Regions from separate parts of the Homo sapiens genome. Here region 1 is linked to region 2. Evidence: read pairs that join two places in POLR2A ChIA-PET (ENCODE). Cell type or tissue: Caco-2. All regions are shown on one strand. Links, peaks and the distances in the headings refer to the core of each region. The heading gives the core; the rest is flanking DNA.

Region 1 (8,064 bases), core at 2,691-5,190, 110 kb after region 2:
GGCTGAGGCAGGAGAATCTCCTGAACCTGGGAGGCGGAGGTTGCAGTGAGCCGAGATCGTGCCATTGCACTCCAGCCTGGGCAACAAGAGCGAAACTCCATCTCAAAACAAACAAACAAAAATTAGCTGGGCATGGTGGCACACACCTGTACTCCCAGCTACTTGGGAGGTTGAGGCAGGAGAATCGCCTGAACCCGGGAGGCAGAGATTACAGTGAGCTGAGATTGCATCTCTGCACTCCAGCCTGGGAGACAGAGTGAGACCCTGTCTCGAAAAAAATAAAATAAAAAAAATATATAAAAGAAAAAAGAATGAAAGGGAGGCTATGCATGCCCCCTTTTTTTCAGAAGGCATGTAGATCATTTCTGTTCACATCCTCCTGACCATAGATCAGTCATATGACTGCTAGAAGAAAATTGAAATTTAGGGATGGTTCAGGGCTTTGCCATATGCCCTTATCAGAGGTGCCTTCATTGAGACTATTTGGGGACAATTATCTGTGCAAGTCTTTGCTGCTGTCCCCACCCTTCCCCTAACACACACACTCCTTAACCTTAGCTTTTAAAGTCTTAGAGACCAGAGAGCAAATCCACTTATTTATAGATACGCAGTTGTAAGGGACATGAGAACAATCTGTGAAGATGGCATTCGGAGCAGAGAACAAGGCCGCATAGCCGTGTAGGGTGTTAGTCCCCTACAGTGATGCTCCAAGTGACCTCATGCAGGTCACACTCCCTGCCTCTCAGTGTCCTGGTAAACGATGGGCAAAATGGCACCTCCTTCCCAGGTTTACTGTGAGGATTAACCGAGTTGGTGTGTGTCAGACCCCGGTCCAGGTCCAGCCCATGCTGAAGTCCAAGGTGAGTGGGGTGGATGAGCAGAAACGCTTTGGTGCAGGGGGCCTAGGCAGGTGAATATGGTTTTATTCAGCAGCAGTTCTCATCAATGGCTTTTTATTAGCAGCTTACTCACATTAGCTCTCTCACCCTGTCCACCTTTATCTCTGCTATTTGCTTTGGCTCTGTGGCTCCTGTGACCCCCGGCTCTCCCTTGCCTTCAGGGTCAGCAGCTTAACTCTTTCTTTCTCTGGCACAAGCAAGCAGAGCTGTGTCCTGGCTCCCTCCTGTCTGTCTACAAGATGGACAGCTTTGGCTGTCTCCCTTTCTCTGGGCGCCAGCGCACCCACCACATCAAGCCATGTCGAGCCAAGCTGAGCCTCAAAAGCACCTGTACGGCGTCAGCAGGGCAGTTATACCTTTTACAGACAATAGTGGCTCAGAGCCAAGTATGAACTTACACAAACAGGTTATGTAACAAGCGGAGGTGTGCGCCTGCGCACCAAACTCACTGAGCCGTGCAGGCCTGTATATCCGCCTCGGTCTCTACCTTGACCAAATCACATCTATATACCTTACAGCGTGCATGATGCTTGGCCCAGCACGTGCACCCAACACGTGTGAGCCATTGTGAGTAACAGTCGCACCAGGTGAGCCTCTTTGGCTTAATGGGCTGAGTCGTCAAAGGCGAATGAAAATCATCAAGTTAGCAGCACAAGACCAAGAAGAGCTCAACTGAAGAAAGCAGTGAGACAAACACCATTTTTAGCCCCTTTTCCTACTTTTTCTCTTTCTCTTTCCCTCCCTGGGGATGTATGTCCTTAGCCCTTGGACGCCTCCATTGTCTTTATCAAAAAGAAAACTAGGTTTCAGTCTTCATTCATGCTAAGGTGTTAATGAAAAAATTTCAAATTTTATCAATCCTTGAGTTGTCTGCATTTTTTTTTTTTTGAGACAGGATTTCACTGTCAGGCTGGAGTGCAGGGGTGTGATCCCGGCTTACTGCAGCCTCTGACTCCTGAGTTCAAGCGATCTTCCTACCTCAGGCTCCCAAGTAGCTGGGACCACAGGCAGGCACCACCACACCTAGCTAATTATTTTTTTGTATTTTTTTTAGTAGAGACAGGGTTTCACCATGTTGCCCAGGCTGGTCTCAAACTCCTGGGCTCAAGTGATCTGCTCACCTCAGCCTCCCAAAGATATGAGCCACCATGCCCAGCCAATTGTCTGCATTTTAACAAGGATCAAATTATTAAACCGAAAGAATGAAGCTCTCAATATGAAATGCATGCGTCATTAAAAATGTAAAGAAGTATTTTCAAAAATGTATTCTAACTGGGCCTTCCTTCATATCTTTATTTGTATTTTTTGTTTTTTGTTTTTTTTGAGACATAGTCTCCCTCTGTCACCCAGGCTGAGTAGCACCAGGTGAGCCTCTTTGGCTTAATGGGCTGAGTCGTCAAAGGCGAATGAAAATCATCAAGTTACCAGCACAAGACCAAGAAGAGCTCAACTGAAGAAAGCAGTGAGACAAGCACCATTTTTAGCCCCTTTTCCTAGTTTTCTTTTGCTCCTTCCCTCCCTGGGGATGGAAGTGCAGTGGCATGACCTCGGTTCACTGCAACCTCCGCCTCCTGGGTTCAAGCCATTCTCATGCCTCCGCCTCCTGAGAAGCTGGTACACACACACTCAGGTGTGTGCCACCACACCTGGCTAATTTTTGTATTTTTAGTAGAGACGGGGTTTCACCATGTTGGACAGGCTGGTCTCAAACTCCTGGCTTCAAGCAATCCACCCACCTCAGCTTCCAAAGTGCTGGAATTACAGGCGTAAGCCACCGTGCCTGGTTTGTATCTTTATATTTGTTTATTTATTTTTTTTTTTTTTGAGACGGAGTTTCACTCTTGTTGCCCAGGTTGGAGTGCAATGACACAATCTCGGCTCACTGCAACCTCTGCCTCCTGGGTTCAAGCAATTCTCGTGCCTCAGCCTCCTGAGTAGCTGGGATTACAGGTGCCCGCCACCACGCACAGCTGATTTTGTATTTTCAGTAGAGACGGGGTTTCACCATGTTGGTCAGGCTGATCTCAAACTCCCTACCTCAGGTGATCCGCCCGCTTCCGCCTCCCAAAGTGCATTACAGGCATGAGCCATCACGCCTGGCTGGGTCTTTATAATTTTTTTATAATTAAGACATTTTCTGTCCCTTTCATGACTACATCTTGTTAATTCAATTTCTATTCAGCATCTCAAATAGGTCCACTTTCAACAAGCCCACCGACAGCCACTAGGCAACTCCAGCCATTGTCCTCTTGTTCCAGGTACTGTGGCTGCACAGCAAATTACCCCCAAATCTAGCCGTGTAAAGCAGCCCTTTGTTATGCTCATGGATTCTATGTATAGGAATTCAGACAGGGTCCAGCAGCGATGGCTTGTCTCTGCTCCCAGGGACTGGGGATTGCAGCTGGAAGATTTGAAGGCTGAAATCACCCATGTCTGGCAGATGCTGCTGGCTGACGACCTCAGTTCCTCCTCACATGGGCCTCTCCCTCGGTCTCTCCATGTGGGCTGGTGTGAGCTGAGAGAGAGGGAGGGAGCGCCAGGCAAGGCCATATTGCCTGTCATAGCCTAACTTTATTTATGTATTTATTTATTTATTTATTTTTTTGAGACAGGGTCTCGCTCTGTTGCCCGGGCTAGAGTGCAGTGGCACGACCTCAGCTCACTGCAACCTCTGCCTCCCTGGTTCAAGCAATTCTCCTGCCTCAACCTTCCAAGTAGCTGGAACTACAGACACATGCCACCACGCTTGGCTAATTTTTTTTGTATTTTTAGTAGAGACGGAGTTTTGCCATGTTGCCCAGGCTGGTCTCGAACTCCTGACCTCAGGTGATCTACCCACCTTGGCCTCCCAAAGTGCTCGGATTACATGTGTGAGCCACTGTGCCCAGCCTCATGGCCTCATAGTCTAGCTTTGAAACTCAGCTAGCCTGTGGTTCCATAGTGTAGTGGTTATCACATCTGCTTTACACGCAGAAGGTCCTGGGTTCAAGCCCCAGTGGAACCATGGTGTGGTCTGTTGTTTTCCTGCCTGTAATCCTAGCTCCTCGGGAGGCTGAGGCAGGAGAATCACTTGAACCCAGAGGCAGAGGTTGCAGTGAGCTGAGACTGCGTGAAACTCATCTCAAAAAAAAAAAAAAAAGTCATGCAACGTCGCTTTGCCACATCCATTTGTCAAGGCAGTCAAAGTCTCGCCCGGGTTCAAGGTGAGGGAAGTAGACTCCACCTCTTGATGGGAGTGGTAAAGTTCTGGAAGAACAGGTGGGAGTGGAAATGCGGGAGCACCTTTCAGACATGGGCTCTGCCATGTTTCCCTTGGCTGAGTTACTGGGATGGCCTCATCACTGGCCTTGCTACTTCCACTTTTTTTTTTTTTTTTTTTTTTTGAGACAGAGTTTTGCTCTTGTTACCCAGGCTGGAGTACAACGGCGTGATCTCAGCTCACCGCAACCTCCGCCTCCTGGGTTCAAGCGATTCTCCTGCCTCAGCCTCCCGAGTAGCTGGGATTCCAGGCATGTGCCACCACACCCGGCTAATTTTGTGTTTTTAGTAGAGATGTGGTTTCTTCATGTTGGTCAGACTGGTCTCCAACTCCCGACCTCAGGTAATCTGCCCTCCTCGGCCTCCCAAAGTGCTGGGAGTACAGGCGTGAGCCACAACACCCGGCCCTACTTTTTTGTTTTCTTTTGTTTTTGTTTTTGTTTTTGAGACAGAGTCTCACTTTGTCACCAGGCTGGAGTGTAGGGGGTGTGATTTCGGCTCACTGCAACCTCCACCTCCTGAGTTTAAGCGACTCTTCTGCCTCAGCCTCCTGAGTAGCTGGGACTACAAGCACCTGCCACCACGCCCAGCTAATTTTTGTTTTTTTTTTTAGTAGAGGTGGGGGTCACAATGTTGGCCAGGCTGGTCTTTAACTCCTGACCTAAAGTGATCCGCCCGCTTCAGCCTCCCAAAGTGCTGGGATTACAGGCGTGAGCCACCGTGCCCAGCCTACTTCTACTTTTGTACTTCCCTTTCTGTGACTCTCACAGAGCAGCCTGGGAAAGCTAGAAACAGATTAGCTTGTGCCCCTCCCTGCCTCTTACTTCTCAGGGTAGAACTGCCAAGGAGGCCAGAGGGACAGCCCAGTCTGTCACCGCAGACGCCTCTCACTCACCCTCTCTTCACGCCCCAGGCCTCCTTTCAGTTCCTCAAACAAAACGGACCAAGCCGATTTCCTTCCACCTCAGTGTCTTCCTGGAAATTTCTTTTCTCAACTTGTCATGAGTTTGATTCCTATTCGCCCTTCTTGCCACAGCCTGAATGTCTCTCCCTGGACAGGAACCATCGCTGATTCCACTCTAAAAATCCTTCCTGAAATCCTGTCACGTCACTTGTGCCAACGTGGATGAAGCTGCAGGACGTGATGTTAGGGTGAGACAAGCCAGGCTCAGAGAGACAAACACTGTAAGATCTCACTCATATGTGGCATCTAAAAACAGCAAACCTGGCAGGGCACAGGGGCTCACGCCCGTAATCTCAGCACTTTGGGAGGCCGAGGCGGGCGGATCATGAGGTCAAGAGTTTGAGACCAGTCTGGCCAATATAGTGAAACTCCATCTCTACTAAAAATACAAAAATTAGCTGGGCACGGTGATGCACGCCTGTAGTCCCAGCTACTCGGAAGGCTAAGGCAGGAGAATCGCTTGAACCCGGGAGGCAGAGGTTGCAGTGAGCTGAGATTGCACCATTGCACTCCAGCCTGGGCGACACAGCAAGACTTTGTCTCAAAAAAAAAAAAAAAAAAAAAAAAAAAGCACGAATCCCATTCATGGGGGCCTCACTCTCATGACCTCATCACCTCCCAAAGGCTCCACCTCTTAATACCGTCACCTTGGGAGTTAGGGTTTCCACCTATGAATTGTTCCACCTGTGAACACAAACATTCTGATCATTGCAGTATTTTTATCACAATAATAATAAAAAATACGTCGGGCGCGGTGGCTCACGCCTGTAATCCCAGCACTTTTGGAGGCCGAGGCAGGCGGATCACGAGGTCAGCAGATCAAGACCATCCTGGCTAACACAGTGAAACCCTGTCTCTACTAAAAATACAAAAAAATTAGCTGGGCATGTTGGCGGGTGGCTGTAGTCCCAGCTACTCGGGAGGCTGAGGCAGGAGAATGATGTGAACCCGGGAGGAGGAGCTTGCAGTGAGCCGAGATGGCACCACTGCACTCCAGCCTGGGCGACAGACCAAGACTCCGTCTCAAAAAAATAAATAAATAAATAAAATAATAATAATAATAATAAAGATGGCAGGAGAAATCCTTTGGAGGTCATGGGTATGTTTCTAACATAGATTTTGGTGATGGTTTCACGGGTGCATACTTATCCCCAAACTCATCAAGCTGTATACACTAAATATGCGCATATTTGTATGTCACTCATACTTCAATAAAGTGGTTGTAAAAAATCAATAAATAGGCCAGGTGTGGTGGCTCACGCCTGTAATCCCAGCACTGTGGGAGGCCAAGGTGGGCGGATCACGAGGTCAGGAGTTTGAGACCATCCTGGCCAACACGGTGAAACCCCGTCTCTGCTAAAAAACAAACGAACAAAAAAATTAGCCGGGCGTGGTGGCGGGCGCCCTTAGTCCCAGCTGCTCCGGAGGCTGAGGCGAGAGAATGGCATGAACCCGGGAGGCGGAGCTTGCAGTGAGCCGAGATTGTGCCACTGCACTCCAGCCTGGGTGACAGAGCAAGACTCCATCTCCAAAAAAAAAAAAAAAGGATACAAAAATTAGCCGGCTGTGGTGGTAGATGCCTGTAATCCCAGCTACTCAGGAGGCTGAGGCAGAATTGCTTGAACCTGGGAGGCAGAGTTTGCCGTGAGCTGCGATCGCGCCACTGCACTCCAGCCTGGGTGACAGAGCAAGACTCTGTCTCGAAAAAGAAAAAAGAAAAGAAAATCAGTAAATAAAAAAGAAAATCAGTAAATAAAGCTATGCGTAGTGGCACATGTTTGTAATTCCAGCTACTCGAGACTCAGATGGGAAGATTGCTCCAGCCCAGGAATTCGACACTGCAGTGAGCTATGATTGCACCATTTCACTCCAGCCTGGGCAGCAGAATGAGACCCTGTCTCTAAAAAAATAAAAATAAAAATAAAGGATTAAAACTAAAAATCAGGCCAGGCACTTTGGGAGGTCGAGGTGGGAAGATCGTTTGAACCCAGGAGTTCAAGACCATTCTGGGCAACATAGCAAGACCCCATGTCTACCATAAGTAAATAAATATCAACAAATAAAAGCAGGCCCTTCCTGACAAATTCTCTCAGCACTCTGTAACATTCCTTCCAGGTATTGACAATATTCGTTCATATGGTTTTTGAATAGCATCCTTTCCTACAAAACTGGAAGGTCCCCAAGAGCAGTGTCCATGCCTGCTGTGTGCCAGGCGTGGAGGAGATCCTCTGTGGATGTTTGCTGAATGAATGAATGATACAGGGGAGGAGCAGCGAACAAAGAGTCTGTCTTCACCTTCAAGAATCAACCTCTGAAAGAAGAGCCAGGGCCGGGTGTGGTGGCTCACACCCAGCACTTTGGGAGGCCGAGGCAGGTGGATCACCTGAGGTCAGGAGTTTGAGACCTGCCTGGCCAACATGGCAAAACCTCATCTCTACTAAAAGTACAAAAAAATTAGCCGAGCGTGGTGACGGGCGCCTGTAATCCCAGCTACTTGGGAGGCTAAGGCAGGAGAATTGCTTGAACCCAGGGGGCGGAGGTTGCAGTGAGCCGATATCACACCATTGCACTCCAGTGACAAGAGCAAAACTCCATCTCAAAAAACAAACAAACAAAAACAAGAAGAGCCAGGGCTGGGCACAATGGCTCACACCTGTAATCCCAGCAATTTGGGAGGCTGAGGCTCAAAGAAGATTATTTGAACCCAGGAGTTTGAGACCAGCCTGGGCAACATAGGGAGACTCTGTCTCTACAAGAAATAAAAAATCAGCCAGGCATGGTGGTGCACACCTGTGGTCCCAGCTTCAGGAGACTGAAGCGGGGGGGATCGCTTGAACCCAGGTCGAGGCTGCAGTGAGCTGTGATTGTACCACTGCATTCCAGCCTGGAAGACAGAACAAGGCTCTATCTCTAATATTAATAACAACAATAATAATACAAGAA
Region 2 (2,500 bases), core at 1-2,500:
TAGCAAGACCCTGTCTCTACCAAAAAAATTAAAAGATAAAAATTACCTGGGCATTGAGGCACGTACATGTAGTCCCAGCTACTCAGGAGACTGAGGCAGGAGGATCTCTTGAGCCCGGGAGGTCAAGGCTGCAGTGAGTTGTGATCACACTACTGCACTCCAACCTGGGCAACGGAGCAAGACCCTGTCTCAAACAAACAAAATAGAATCTATTGAGTGATCATTTATTCTCCCAAGAATAACCAGCATTATAAAATTGAATTGATATCATTAATATAATCTCAGCCAAAATAAATTTGATATTTAACTTGTGCAGTCTTTTTGGAAATGCAAGAAAAATAGTTTGCAGTCTATCTTTGCATTCGGGTGGGGAAACATTGTTTCTTATGCTTTTAACCTGTCTGAGGAAGCCAGAGGCCTCCACTGTAAGTTCATGTGTTGATATATTTTATTTGTATCCCGTTCTGAAGCCAGCCCAGGTTCCAGGCTCAGGATCATAAGTGCCATGTGGTTATCCTCTCTCTAGGAGACCCTGCCCTGGTTCACCAAAGGCCAGCGCCACCCTCCACAGTAACGACGGCAGGGGTGACCCCACAGCCAGAGAGCCTCTCCCCTTCTGGAAAAGGTAGGAAGGTCAGAAACTTCTCGAGGACATTCATTCCCTCCCAACACCCAGAGGCCCGCTCACCAATCCTGCAGACTCACGGACCTCTGTGGTGTGCCACTGCAGACTTAGGCAATAGCGCAAACGTCTTATTCAATCAAGAATAAGAACGTCCAACTTAATTTTCTTTTTCAAATCAAAGTTGCTTGATATCCAGGTGTTATATGTGCAGAATTAATAGTGGTTTAAAACTCACTAATATGTCATATCAAATTTAGTTGTAGACACTTATCTTTGTCAAGAACTGAAAGCAGACTGAGGTTTGAGGTTGCATGTGTGTTAGCCCTCAACATTTTCATGGGTGCTGGCAGAAAAGAGGGCACTCCAGGATGGGAGGCCAGCAGGCAGCGGGAGCTTCAGCATGTTTACATCAATTCCCTCGTCCCCTAGCCAGCAGGGGCAGCACAGTTGGGCCTGAACAGATGCCTGTCCACTCAGCGGGCTGCACTGTGGGAGAGGAAGCCTGGGCTTCCGAGACCCAAGCGTTTTGTCATGGGCAGTAATCACACCTGCTCTCTGCTCCAGGGGAGACCATGTCCCCGTCTTCCAAGGCGCTTGCTGTAGAAGCACCCTTGAGAGGATGGTCCAGAGAAAGGGCCATCAGCTCCTCTGTCTGCAAGATGTGCAAAAATGTGAGAGACCTGTGGAGAGCTGCCCCCACCAGACCTAAACACCAGCACATCCCAGTGACTGCTCTATTATAGAGGCGCTGCCTGAAGCTGCCAGTGTCCTGTGTTTCAACAGAGTCTTTGGTGCTTGTCAGGCCCAATTTCCTCAGCGCTTTCTCAGTGTTCAGAAAATTTGAAATCTTGGATGCTTTCTTGGGATCCTCCGCCCTGCATGCTATGATACCTTTGTGCTACAGTTCACTCTTGGCTTTAGTGTTGCATCGTCCAGCCTGTGGCTTTCCCTGGTCCTGTCTACTCCTTTGCCCCCGGGGGGATGGGCCTGTCTGTTGTCATTCATACTACAGGACTCAGCCATCCTTTGCGGAGTGTCAGTTGTCAGCCGTGGGTACACACTGACATCACCTGGGCACTCCAGTTGGCCTGGGTGCAATCTGGGACTCACGCCTCTCCAGCCCCAGGTGGATCTTTTTTTTTTTTTTTTTTGAGATGGGGTCTTGCTCTATTGCCCAGTCTGGAGGGCAGAGGTGAAATCTTGGCTCACTGCAACCTCTGCCTCCCAGGTTCAAGTGATTTTCCTGCCTCAGCCTCCCAAGTAGCTGGGATCACAGGCGTGCACCACCACGCCTGGCTAATTTCTGTATTTTTAGTAGAGACAGGGTTTCACCATGTTGGTCAGTCTGGTCTCAAACTCCTGACCTCAGGTGATCCGCAAGCCTTAGTCTCCCAAAGTGCTGGGATTACAGGTGTGAGCCACTGCACCCAGCCCACAGGTGGTTCTTAAGTGGCCAAGGCTGAGGCCTGCATCTTAAGGGAGGAAGAAGCAGCTAAACAAGGTTCCCTCCTAGTGAGTCACCTGCACAGGGAGGAAGGGGTTGAGGGGCTGGCTCCATTTAAACTTGAAGTAATTCTACAACCCCTTTGATCTGAGTCACACCTGGTTCACCCAAGGAGGAGAATGATCAAGTAGGCTCTCCCAGCCCCACCTTCGCATCCCCAATACCTGGTCCGATGGCCATTGTCGAGACACAATGGTGCAGTCAGAAGCCCCGATGTGACAGCAGCCTTTGACCCGAGCTGGCACGACCGTGGGCACTTGGCTGAGGATGCCTTGGTGCGTCCTGTGCAGGGAGCCCTGGAGCATTGGCAGTGAGCGTAGGGCAAGTTATATGAAAGGTGGTGACACAGGATTAAGGGGCGTGAGGCCTTC

What was found. ChIA-PET counts read pairs that join two places held together with the same protein. Peaks named below come from ENCODE experiments on the same cell type or tissue, not always from the same donor. Only the 100,000 strongest peaks of a DNase experiment are listed, where the experiment ranks them.
Region 1: POLR2A ChIA-PET joins it to region 2 with 13 read pairs; 3 of 35 experiments call an interaction of 5 or more read pairs at or near these places.

Annotation. Positions count from the first base shown.
Region 1 is chr10:5,849,550-5,857,613 of GRCh38, reverse strand. TRV-TAC3-1 (tRNA-Val (anticodon TAC) 3-1) reads left to right here and starts at 3,831; the gene lies at 3,831-3,903. RefSeq lists a silencer at 3,782-3,982, enhancers at 4,463-4,522, 4,779-4,948, 5,043-5,132, 5,263-5,312 and a cis regulatory region at 4,863. In Caco-2, for the core only: no CTCF peak of the experiment used is centred there; a DNase peak (open chromatin) is centred at 3,968.
Region 2 is chr10:5,961,868-5,964,367 of GRCh38, reverse strand. IL15RA (interleukin 15 receptor subunit alpha) reads left to right here. Exons shown (of 7, transcript NM_002189.4): 3 at 527-625. It overlaps LOC107984200 (a long non-coding RNA gene), which reads right to left. Exons shown (of 3, transcript XR_001747348.2): 1 at 2,294-2,500; 2 at 47-184. Among named protein-coding and RNA genes, the nearest start is that of IL15RA, 14 kb to the left of the region's middle. In Caco-2, for the core only: no CTCF peak of the experiment used is centred there; no DNase peak of the experiment used is centred there.